2 separate regions of the Homo sapiens genome follow, and region 1 is linked to region 2. A link is a contact called in ENCODE Hi-C or POLR2A ChIA-PET data. All regions are on one chromosome and are shown on one strand. Each heading gives the region's core, a stretch centred on a gene start or an enhancer-like site at or near the end of the contact. The rest is flanking DNA. Distances are from core to core; before and after follow the strand shown. Region 1 overlaps ATP6V0A1 (ATPase H+ transporting V0 subunit a1). Region 2 overlaps CAVIN1 (caveolae associated protein 1).

The links. Hi-C counts contacts between places; a loop is a spot of excess contacts on that map. ChIA-PET counts read pairs that join two places held with the same protein, here RNA polymerase II (POLR2A). Pooled maps may share reads with other maps.
Region 1: a map of endothelial cell of umbilical vein shows a loop between it and region 2 (8-fold over the local background). The contact joins two enhancer-like sites. A Hi-C loop is called at or near these places in 41 of 168 maps with a recorded cell type or tissue (A673, B cell, CD4-positive, alpha-beta T cell and 31 more), 26 of 37 single-sample maps with no recorded cell type and 38 of 50 pooled maps. POLR2A ChIA-PET finds 5 or more read pairs at or near these places in 19 of 52 experiments (A549, A673, AG04449 and 15 more).

The regions. Positions count from the first base shown.
Region 1 is chr17:42,517,316-42,523,271 of GRCh38, reverse strand. It overlaps ATP6V0A1 (ATPase H+ transporting V0 subunit a1), which reads right to left. Exons shown (of 22, transcript NM_001130021.3): 22 at 693-2,245. The coding sequence ends at 2,152. Among named protein-coding and RNA genes, the nearest start is that of MIR5010, 6.1 kb to the right of the region's middle. RefSeq lists a silencer at 5,673-5,722. Within about 2 kb of position 4,636, at least 34 of the 41 ENCODE cell types and tissues checked have a DNase peak (open chromatin) inside an H3K27ac peak, as active enhancers do; they include HCT116, ascending aorta, dorsolateral prefrontal cortex and 8 more, where a contact is called at or near this core.
Region 2 is chr17:42,404,865-42,410,774 of GRCh38, reverse strand. It overlaps CAVIN1 (caveolae associated protein 1), which reads left to right. Exons shown (of 2, transcript NM_012232.6): 2 at 5,387-5,910. Among named protein-coding and RNA genes, the nearest start is that of CAVIN1, 15 kb to the left of the region's middle. RefSeq lists an enhancer at 4,415-4,464. Within about 2 kb of position 3,099, at least 26 of the 41 ENCODE cell types and tissues checked have a DNase peak (open chromatin) inside an H3K27ac peak, as active enhancers do; they include HCT116, ascending aorta, dorsolateral prefrontal cortex and 8 more, where a contact is called at or near this core.

The DNA.
Region 1 (5,956 bases), core at 3,387-5,886, 110 kb before region 2:
TAGGCTGGAACATGGAATGAACAGGGGGTTGTGGCCCCTTCACCTGTCTGGGGCCCAGGTCACATTCCTGGGCAGCCCCTGCCCTGGAGGCCCCTGGAGGGAGGAGTGAAGAGGGAGGGTACCGAGAATGCAGTGCCTCACTAGGCAGTGGGGAGGGGGCCTCCTGCCCAGCCTGCCACCCTGGACGGTCTGCCTGCTCTCCACCCTGCCGCCTGCCAATCCCAGCACCTCACATTCCCCAGCTGCCCTGAGGAACCTGTGTGGAGCCTCCACTTACACTAAGGCCGGGGTATCAGGGCTCAACATAGCCAGGCCACTGGGCCCTGGAGGGCACACTTGGAGAAGAGGGAGAGGCGCGTGGGGAGATACCCAGTGCCCCTCTGCCCCCATGCTGTCTGGATGTGCAATGAGTAAACGGGAGACGAAGATGGGCTGCCCAGTCCCCTCTTCCCACAGGTAGTGTCTGCAGAGCTGACTTGGATCCTGTGAGTGGGAAGGCGCCTGGGAAACTTGGGACAAGGTGAGAATTTCCCAAACCAACTGCCCAGCCAGGCCTACTGAAGCTGTGGCCTTTGATAGAAGGAAAAGCAGCAATGCTGGAGGAGGGAGGCGAAGGTCAGGGGTCCACAGGGGCTCAAGATGGCTGAGCCTGGAGCGACGCAGGGGCTGTGGGCACAGTGACAGGCAGCTTCTCCGGGGAAGTCAAACATACTTTATTCAACATAGGAATGTCTGAACAGGAGGACCTTGGGCAGGGTTCCCTGAACTCTGCTTCAAACCCCACTGGAAACAGAGCAAAGATCATCACGAAAACCCAGGACACCAGGGCAGGGGGGCTGCACAAGGTCGGGTCAGGTCACAGTGGGCCAGCACACAGTGGCCCCGCCCAGGGCCAGCCCAGCCTGGGAGAGGGGATGAGGGCTCCAGGCAGCTCACTCAGAAAAGCCAGGGTAGGAGGAGGGCACCAGCCTGGCCCACTCAGGGAATTCTTTCTACCACTGAAAGCGGTGGGGATTAACTTAGCCAGGGCTGCCACGCCAGCACACGATTACAAGGTTCGGGGTGACAAGGAGGAAGCCCCTTGGCAGGACTGTGCAGCCCTCACAGCCACATGCACGGCAGCCCTGCCAATGGCTTCCAAACAGCAAACCATCAGTGACACTGACCTTCCCTGCCCAGGACACCCCTCCTGAGACCTGGGGCCAGTGTGGTGAGGAGGGGGCACTAGGGGCGGAGCCAGGCAGGCTGCAGGCAGAACCAAGAGGACCCCAGTCCCACACTGAAGACATCATGATTGGGGGTGGGGAAGATCTCAGGGTCTCCATCAGGGAAGAGCATCAGTCTGCACCCTCGGCCTGAGGGTGTGCTTGTGGGCAGGGCCCATGCAAGGCCTGGGAAGAAGCCAACCCCGAGAGAGGGAAGCCCTGTGCACTGCGGAGCAGCCAAGGCCTCTGTTCCAAGCATCCCGGCTGTGCTATGTAGTGCAGGGCATGAACGGGGAGAGAGGAAAGGATGGGAGTGCAGGGTGGGGTCAGAAAGGCGGTGTAGATATCCTATGACCCCTGGGGATGACAGGGAGAAGCCACTCATGATGGCCTAGTTGGGTCCAGCTGAATGCCAGGGGGGTGGGCAAAAGACGCAAATATCATCTTCCTGGACCCACCCCTGCTAATCCAAGAGTGGGACATGTTACCAGTGTCCCCTTCTAGGGAAGAATCTGTATTACTCCCCCCACTACTCCTGCTAGAAACTACGGTGGCAGATGCAGGGAACTCAAAGTCTAGATGTGAATGGCATGGGTGCTCCTTCCATCTACAATGCACGGGGAAGATGAAAGGGCTTTGGGATGGCGTGGGAATGCAGACTGGCTCACCACCAGGAGGTGGGAAGGGCTGTCTGGATGGATGGAGGCTAAGAGGGCAAGGCTGGTGCCCAGTGAGTATGAGTGACAGCCAGAAAATCACTACACTACACACAAAGCTAGGGGTGGTGGGAGACCCAAGGAGGACTATTCTATCTAAATGACTCACAGACAGGGTGACACGAATGAGCTGGTGCCCACAGATCACAACCAACAGGCAGAGAGGCACAGCTGATCACTGTGGAGGGAGGCGGGGAGGGTAGCATGGGGCACACGGCCCTCACAGGGACTCACTCTTCAAACTTCCCTTCCCGAATATGCTCGAAGGAGAAGGGTAAGAACTTGAAACCGGTCCCGCTGTAGAATTTATTCTGGAACTCAACCCTGGAGAAAGAGAAGAAGAAAGCTGTCATTCAATAGAAACTTTGTGAAGCTTTTTAGGACTTCACAGTTGGGCAGGAAAGATGCCCCGTGCCCACCTCACCCCGAGCCTCCCTTCCCTGGGGAAGCTAGAGAAAGCCCAGAGTGCAGAGATCCCACTTTTAAGGCCTGGGATCAAGAGTTCGACGCACGGAGGAAGGGATTTGCCCTCAGTTCCCAATCTTGCTCTGTCCTGCCGAGCAGTGTGTTTATGCACAACTCTCTGCAGAGAGGCATGTGCAAAAAAAGTTCAGTTACCTTGAGCCTAACATCGTTAATGAACAAGTGGCCCCCATCGCCCCCTCCTGGCAGGGGATCACACAGCCCACCTCTAAGGGAAGCCCCTCCAGAGACACTGGGCAAGCACCTCTGTTTGCTTGTTATTTTTCCTTGGGGGAGCAAAAGGGCGAGCTTGGAGTGAATGTTGAAGGCTTTCCATTTAAGGAAGGAAATTCCAAGGAAAGAGGGGGAGTTAGGAGGGGAAGTCTTCTCAAAGCAATGGCAAAAATATTCTCCAACCACAAAAACATCTGAGAAAGAATTCTTCTCTTGGGGACTAAAAAGAAAAAGCCTGAGCTCCCTTCCCAGCAGTTCAGCATCCATGCCTGATGGTCTCTGTGGGGCCCTTTCACTCTCAGGGAGGGTGGGAGGAAGACTGTCCCATAAGCAGAGCGAGGCTGCTTGGCTGTGCTTCCTCCTGCAAACTCACCCTGGACAGCTGCCCAGCAACCAAACCACACCAAATAAGGGCAGAAAAATGCATGATTCAGGGGATAAAAAGGCCAAGGAGAGCTGCCCTGAGGAATAGTTTCCACATGGTGCTGTGTGACCCTGGAGGCACCGGAGCCCCTATAAGAACAGGCAGGCGTGGGGGCTGGGGCAGGCTCCAGGTGACAGGTCACGTGCAGGGTGAGGGCTTTGAGGCGCTTTAAAGCTTCAGGAACCCTCTAGTTCCCTAACTCAGCTTTTACAAATGGAGATTCCTCCCTCCAAGCCAAGAAGGCAGGAATTAAGAGAACAGGGGCTGGGAGGTGGCTGGGGCCCAAAGGTTACAGACTGTTTGCCAGTGGCACTGGGAGTTCCTCAGAGGCCCCTTCACTGGGGTGCAGGCTGAGGAGCACCCCCTTGAAGAAGAGCGCAACCGAATTTTCTGAGTGGGAGTAAAAGCAGTCAGCTTTCTTCCCCACATCCCCACATTCCACAGGGGTGGGCCAAGGTCCTCCAGGAAAAACAGGACTCAGGAGGGGGAGGACACAGAGCTTCCAACTGACGTTAGCTGACGGTTCCCACCAGAGCAATTCCAAACCAGGACCTGGATTCACCCACGTCCCAACACCCCACCAAAACTACTTCTCCAAGTTCCAGCTACTGAGACCACCTCTGAGGGAACGCGGTGGGGCCTAGCAGTGGGTTCCTGCTTCTCACCCACTTGTGTTAGGTTTGAATTCTTCATGTTGAATAGACTGTGTTCCCATGTGGCAAGGGTTATTTCAGAACAGCTGAAACGAGATTTACATGTCCCCTTTTCATTCAACAATACATAGCCAGAGAGTGGACAAGTCACCTGAGGGTCCCAGGCCATTACCTAGGAGTGAATGTCAGCCTTGGTAGGGTATGCTGACCCCCGACTCCAGTGAGGTGTCCAGAACTCTGACCCCCACCCCCTCCTGGCTAATCACAAAACCATTCTAATCTTCAAACTGGGCAAATGGAGCAGCAGCTTTGTTTTCAGATGCCTGTGGGGGCACCGCCCTTTTCTTGGCACCCCTCCAGTCACCTTATCTACCCATGGGGGCCCAGCAAGGAGGAAGAGGGATATATGCCTGGGAGGGGCACATCAATTGTACTGTGTGAGCAGACAGGTGGCCTCCCTGACATACTGCCCAATACTGCCCCTCCCACCAGCTGCTGCTTTAGAGACTTAGAGCGGCCAGAACTGGGACATCTTGGGTCTATCTTGAGGTCAGCCTGATTTCACCTCCTTCCGTGGCCACCCTCACCCCAACCACCCAGCACAAAGCTGGAAAGCAATTTCCCTGCTAGTCTCCCCACTCTCTCCCGCTGAACTGGGGAAATGTGTGCTTCCTGAGAAAGTACAAACATGAAGTTCCCCAGGGCAAGGGGGGCCCCATCTGCCATCCTAGGTTCTTCCTTCTTTTTGGGCATCTCCACTGCTCTGCTCAGGGAGCCTCCAAAGTCTTGCCATGCCCCAAGACACTGAAATGCACCTCTAGAATTCAACAGCTGTGAGGAGAGCCTCAGGACGCCAGATGAGTGTCTCTATCATCTCTTCCAGCTCCAGCACTTGGCAAAGGCCACCTGGTGACTCAGAGGGATTAACTGGGGCCAAAAGACATCATTCATGCCACGTAACAGGAACTCTGTTTCCTCGAGTGGGTGAAGGAGGAAGGAGTCTTGGGGCCGCTTCCCTTCCCTGGTGGGGGTTGTGACTGAGGGCAGGCAGTCTGGAAAGACAATTCTGGGCTGAGCTGTTTATGTAGCCTGTTCTGCCACTCTCTGTGCCGTTCAGGGCCTACAACACACATCTGTCTGACGGCCTGAATATCAGGGCAATGATGGCAGCCTGGAACTACATTTCAAGAGTTCTGAGTTCTCCTGGGCAGCCATTCCCTCAACTGCTCCATGCTGTCATGCCGTGGCAACACTGCATTCCTAACAAGAAGCTGGTCCCCGATTCTGTCCCTTTAATCACCACCCAATCTGTGAGTGTACAGGTAGGTGTACATCTATGTGTATGTGGAATTCGCTAGGTAAGGAGAGACCAGGTTCCTTGGAAGGTATGCCCTGGGGCAATAGTTCTGCATAAAAATCAGTTTGATGTTTACAGTGATAACTACAATCAAATCCCTGTCTCATGCCTTCTCTGAGGAAGAAAAGATGTCTAATTATGGTAGGTAAGAAGCCAAGCACACTTCATGTGGCAGGAGGGAGGAAAAGAGAGAAAACTCAGGAGACAGAATTAGCAGATTAATACATTAGCCTGCTCACTGTTTTCAAACACATCACCCCCCTTCCTATGATGCTGCATGAATCTCACACTAGTGGTTTATATGTTATCGAATCAAATGTTTTTCTTATTGTCCCCACTGAGGAGACCAGAACTTGTATAATGGGGCAGCCCTTGAATCAGGAAACAGCAGGGATAAAGTGGGAGGTATGAAGATGCCTAGGATGGATGCCAGGAAGAACAGCAGCACCATCCCTACAGCTGGTTCAGCAGCCCCAGAGGCTCCACCCCTGGTAAGAGGGCCACAGCTCAGAACGCCTCCTGCAGTCCTGGGCCACAGGGAAGATCCAGGCATCCTGGACGCACAGCCGCATTTTGCCAGGAGGGGGCGCACAAGCACCAATTTCATTCACTTCTGTTTTAGTGGTGGGGGAGGCGCCCCACTCGTGTCACGGGAACAGCCCTCCAAAGACGAGATTCTGGAAGTTGCACAAAGGAGGTTTGCACTGTTTTTTCCTCTCCTACCCAATACTCCTATTGCCAAAATAAATACGACATATATGGGGAGGCTGTTCCTTGCAAACAGCACCTGAGGGCATTCTGATGGTATCCTCTGCCTCCTCTGGGGTCTTCTCTCACTCTAGACAGGCTAAAAGCAGTCTTTTTATGGGGGACCCCAGGCAGACACCCTCTCTCTAGGGCATCCC
Region 2 (5,910 bases), core at 1,850-4,349:
ACACCCAGCTAATTTTTGTATTTTTAGTAGAGACGGAGTTTCACCATGTTGGCCAGAATGGTCTCGATCTCCTGACCTCGTAATCTGCCCACCTCGGCCTCCCAAAGTGCTGGGATTACAGCCTTGAGCCACAGCACCCGGCCCCTTTCAGATATTTTTAACCAAGCTGTTCATCTCCCTCACGAAATGTTAAAACAATAGATAAACTGTATATCTGTTTATGTACTGTGGCTCTTGGGAGTGGCACAAATCATTGTGATATCTAAGTCCCCTCCCAATCTCCAAGAATCAGTTTTCACCCTTTTGGATGCAATTTCACCCCTGCCAAGAATGCACGCTAGAGCAGAAGGGAGGGACACTTCTGCCCTTGGGGTCTCTCATCTCCTTGTCTTAGCAACCTCTAGCAGAGGTCCTGAATTTTAAAGACGTTCTCTCCCCTTCACCTCTCCCCTCCTCTGCACCCTCTTCTAACATACACTCTAAGCAGATCCTGGGTCTCTGAATTACCTCTCCAGTCTCCTCCAGCCATTCCCAGGCAGTGGTTGGGGACCTAGAGCTGGTCAGCCTTAAGTCAAGAGAGCCTCCTACCCAGACCCATGTGGCATCTGTCCCTTCTCCCTAACAAATGTGAAGTGCCTGGCCAAGGGCCAGATGTGTAATAGGTGCTCAATGACATTATAATCTTATAAAAATCTTCCTAAGCCAGATCTCGAGTTTAGACAGCAGGGTTGGGGGGTGGAGTGGAAGAGGCTGGGAGCCTCCCTGTGGCTCCTCTGCATCCATCGAGGATTGAGGAGCTATGTGTGCTTGGCAAAGGGCAGGGGGAACTGTAATGCTTTTGTTCAGAGCTGGTCATTAAAGGTAACTCTGGAAACCAAGCCTATTGGGAGTGGTGGTTTTGTTTAATAAAAACGAGAAACAGAACAAGCAGAGCCGTCCCTCCTTGCCATCCCCTGAGGTCCTTCCTTTGGCTTAGGAGCTCTGCCAGAGAAGTAGGGGTGGGACAAGGGTGCCTGGCCTGTGTGCCCAGGGTGGAGGGAGATGATTTTGGATTGTGTTTGTGGTGGTTGTACCAGCAAGCAGATGGGTGGGACCAAGACAGCACTCCAAGGCTGTGAGTCATGGGGGAAACCTGGCCTGGAGTGGAGAGGAAAAGCTAATGGTGAAATACCCTCTCCAGAGCCAGCCTATTGGACATCATCCCAGGATTCAGCTCAAGTTGTTTCGTCTCCTGTCCCCTGACCTTCCACCAAGAAGGCAGCTCCTATGGTGTAAGCCGTCACTCCAGGGGAAGCCTACGATGAATGGGGTTAGAGCCCCCAGATCCCTTACTGGTCTGGAGAGATTTCTAAATCCAGGAATAAACCTCCCCTTGGCCAGGCACAGTGGCTCATGCGAGAAATCTCAGCACTTTGGGAGGCCGAGGCAAGGGGATCACTTGAGCCCAGGAGTTTGAGACCAGCCTGGGCAACATAGTGAGACTCTGCCTGTACAAAAACTACAAAAATTAGCTGGGCATGGTGGCGTGCGCCTGTAGTTCCAGCTACTTGGGAGGCTGAGGTGGGAGGATCACTAGAGCCCAGGAGGTTGAGGCTGTAGTGACCTGTAATCATGCCACTGCACTTCAGCCTGGTTGACAGAACAAGACCCCATCTCAAAACAAACAAACAAAAACACAAAAATGGCCAGATGCGGTGGCTCGTGCCTGTAATCCCAGCACTTTGGGAGGCCGAGGTGGGAGGATCCCTTGAGGTCAGGAGTTTGAGAACAGCCTGGCCAACATGGTGAAACCCTGTCTCTACCAAAAAATACAAAAACTAGCCAGGTGTGGTGGTGCATGCCTGTAATCCCAGCTACTTGGGAGGCTGAGGCAGGAGAACTGCTTGAACCCAGGAGGCAGAGGTTGCAGTGAGCCGAGATCGCGCCACTGCACTCCAACCTAGGTGACAGAGTGAGACCATGTCTCAAAAAAAAAAAAAAAAAAGGCCGGGCACGGTGGCTTAGGCTTGTAATCCCAGCACTTTGGGAGGCTGAGGAGGGCGAATCACATGAGGTTGGGAGTTCAAGACCAGCCTGATCAACATGGAGAAACCCCGTCTCTACTAAAAATACAAAATTAGCCAGGTGTGGTGGCACATGCCTGTAATCTCAGCTATTTGGGAGGCCCAGGCAGGAGAATTGCTTGAACCTAGGAGGCGGATGTTGCGGTGAGCCGAGATCGTGTCATTGCACTCCAGCCTGGGGAGCAAGAGCAAAACTCCATCTCAAAAAAAACAAAAAAACTAAAAAACAAAAACCTCCTCTCACTAGGATTGCTTCCTTATGTTGTAGTTTGAGACCTTTCATGAGGCACTAGGAAGATGGCATTGGCTATAAGAAGTCTGCAGCTCTCTCCCCAGTCCCATTCACTTCCAAGTTCAGCTGGCAAAGACCTTTATCTAGGAAGCCACAGGCCAGGAAAACCAGCCAGCTCAGCCTTTAGGGGTGGGGTGGAGCAGGCAGCAGGGGTAGGGGAGAAGCGGGGGATGCTGGGGGTAGGGCAGAGAGACAAAGTGGATTTGTTTTCCAGCAGCTGGGGCTGTTTCCTGACTATTCCCTGCCTGTCACCCTTAATCCCTCCCTAGCCTATTCACATTGTCTGAGTTTAGTGAAAGGAGGGGCTCTCTCCACCCTTTGGTGGGGCGTGGGTGGGTTTTTAAGTCTGGGAGGTTATGAAGGAAAGATCAGAGCTGAATTTTTTTTAATATATATATATACTGGGGCTGCAGGTAAATTCTGGGTGGAGATGGATGAAGAGGGTTTAGATCCTACAATGATGTATAAGTCTTAAATGATATGCACTCCAGTAGCAGGCAGGGTAAGGGTGATTGTAGGAGCCCCAAAGTGAATGACTGGAAATCAGAGGGAATGCAAAGAGAAGTTGAGACTCTCCTACACTCAGAACAAGGAAAACACCCTTCAATGCCTCAGTGAATGATAAGAGGCAGAGGGATAAACAAAATGCCCTAGGATTGCCCATGATCTGCACTAAGCCGTCTATGGCAGGTAGAGACTACAAGTCCCAGCATGCCCTGTGCCCAGGTCACCTTGCCTGCTGGGAGGTGTAGTTGGGTAACAGAGAGCTGGAGGTGGCTTGGTGCCCAGCAGAGCTGATGCCCAGATGAGAGAAGAGGTGGAGCCAGCATTCCCTCTTTGTCCCTGCTAATGCTATTGACAAGAAGGGAAGGAAGTTGGGAGAGGGTGTTCCTAGTTTTCAGTGTAAACCAGGAAACTCTGGGGGGATGTTGATGGGAGGGAAGAGGAAAGAGGTTGGGGGCTGGGGAAGGAATTTCTGTAGCAGGTGGTGCAGAGATACCGAGCAGCCTATGTATAGGGGTGTGTGTGTGTGGTGTCAGTGAGAGGACTCAGTTTATGTTGCCTTAATTTCTTAGGGGACAGGATTTTTCTTATAATTCTGGGAAATGGTCTTCAGAAAACCCTTTAGAAAAGCGACTATCTCTCGTTCCTTCATTTGAAGTCACTAAAGGGAGTCTGGGCCAAAGAGATCCTATTGATGATCTTGGTCTGCCCTTTCCCTTTCTGTGCTCAGCCTCCCCTGCTCTCTGATGAGGGTGGAGGTGGGGGAGGGAGTGATCCAGAGATTCTGAAATGTTGGCCAGAGTCAAGATCTTGGAAAATCTTCCCGGAATGGAAAGCAGTTCTGGTGCTAAGTCCTCCAAGGAGAAGACAGAAAAGCAAAGAACTGGTTCTGAGCTCCAGGGTCATGGGGAATCTGAGACCACCCATCCTACTCCTAGACCCCTGAGCTCAGGCTTTGTGCTGGGGGCAGGGGGTAGGGAAAGCAAGAATTGAAAAGTAATCTCTCTTCTATCCCAAAGTAGGGAAGTCACAACCAGAAGAAATGTCCAGACTGGGGAGAAAACATGTCCGTGGCTCCCAGCCAGCTTCTTCCTCTTTCCAATATCAATTTCTAAATGTGGGGGAGGGGGAGAATGACCACTGGTGGAGCCAAACAGTATGAAGGAGTCAAAGAAGGTGGAGGTGGGGGAGGGTGGACCACAGTTCTCCATCTCTAAGGCTGGTTCTGAAATAGCTTGAGGCCAGGAGCAGTGGCTTATGCCTGTAATCCCAGCACTTTGGGAGGCCAAGGCGGGTGGATCATTTGAGGTCAGGGGTTCGAGACCAATCTGACCAACATGGTGAAACCCCGAGTCTACTAAAAATACAAAAAAATTAGCCAGGTGTGGTGGCGCATGCCTGCAGTCCCAGCTACTCAGGAGGCTGAGGCAGGAGAATTGCTTGAACCTGGGAGGCAGAGGTTGCAGTCAGCAGAGATCGTGTCACTGCACTGCAGCCTGGGCGACAAAGCGAGACTCCATCTCAAAAAAAAAAAAAAAAAGAAATAGCTTGAGTCTAGGAAATGCACTTCCTTTACTTTACCTGCTTGGGTGGGTAGGTGCAGCTGTGGGCTCAAACCCCTACCCGCTTTCAACTTAGACACTCCCACCACTTGCTTTTCGGCCTGGCTCGGGCAGTGTGCGATTTGCGGCACCAGAGGGCGCTCCGCCCATTTCCAAAGTGGAGCTGTGTCTCCCGAGGGCCGTAGTGGTTTAATATCATCTACGGGTGGAAAGGGATCAGGACAGGGTTGGACGACCACAGAGATTTTAGCCCAAGTGCAATTATTACGCAACCCCATCTCCGACCCGAAGTTTGGTCCCCTGCTCCCGCGGTCTGTTTAGTCACCATTCGTTCAACACACATGTTTTTTAGAGAATGGCGGCGCGAGGCCGGGCGCAGTGGCTCACGCCTGTAATCCCAGAACTTTGGGAGGCCGAGGCGGGCGGATCACCTGAGGTCGGGAGTTCGAGACCAGCCTGACCAATATGGAGAAACACCGTCTCTATTAAAGATACAAAATTTAGCCGGCGTGGTGGCGGGCGCCTGTAATCCCAGCTATTCGGGAGGCTGAGGCAGGAGAATTGCTTGAACCCGGGTGGCGGAGGTTGCGGTGAGCCAAGATCGCGCCCACTGCACTCCAGCCTCGGCAACAGATCGAGACTCCGTTTAAAAAAAAAAAAAAAAAAAAAAACAAGGAGAGAGAGAGAGAAAGAATGGCGACGCGGGGTTGGGGGGCCGGAGATGGGTGATATGTTGCCCAGGCTGGTCTCGAACTCCTGGACTCAAGCCATCCTCCTGCCTCGGTCTCCCACAGCGCTAATATTACAGGCGTGAGCCTACACACATTTATTGAGCGCCCGCCAGTTTCCTGGGGACCACGAGCGTCCCATGCTCCCCTCTCTCCAGGATCGTCACCACCCTGACTCAGGCTCGCCCACATCCGCCTCCTCCGACGCCTCTCATGTCCCTTCTCCTCTTCCCTTAGGATGAAGTGAAGCTGCCGGCCAAACTGAGCATCAGCAAATCGCTGAAAGAGTCGGAGGCGCTGCCAGAGAAGGAGGGCGAGGAGCTGGGCGAGGGCGAGCGGCCCGAGGAGGACGCAGCGGCGCTGGAGCTTTCGTCGGACGAGGCGGTGGAGGTTGAGGAGGTTATTGAGGAGTCCCGCGCAGAGCGTATCAAGCGCAGCGGCCTGCGGCGCGTGGACGACTTCAAGAAGGCCTTCTCCAAGGAGAAGATGGAGAAGACCAAGGTGCGTACCCGCGAGAACCTGGAGAAGACGCGCCTCAAGACCAAGGAAAACCTGGAGAAGACGCGGCACACCCTGGAGAAGCGCATGAACAAGCTGGGCACGCGCCTGGTGCCCGCCGAGCGGCGCGAGAAACTGAAGACGTCGCGGGACAAGTTGCGCAAATCCTTCACGCCCGACCACGTGGTGTACGCGCGCTCCAAGACCGCGGTCTACAAGGTGCCACCCTTCACCTTCCACGTCAAGAAGATCCGCGAGGGCCA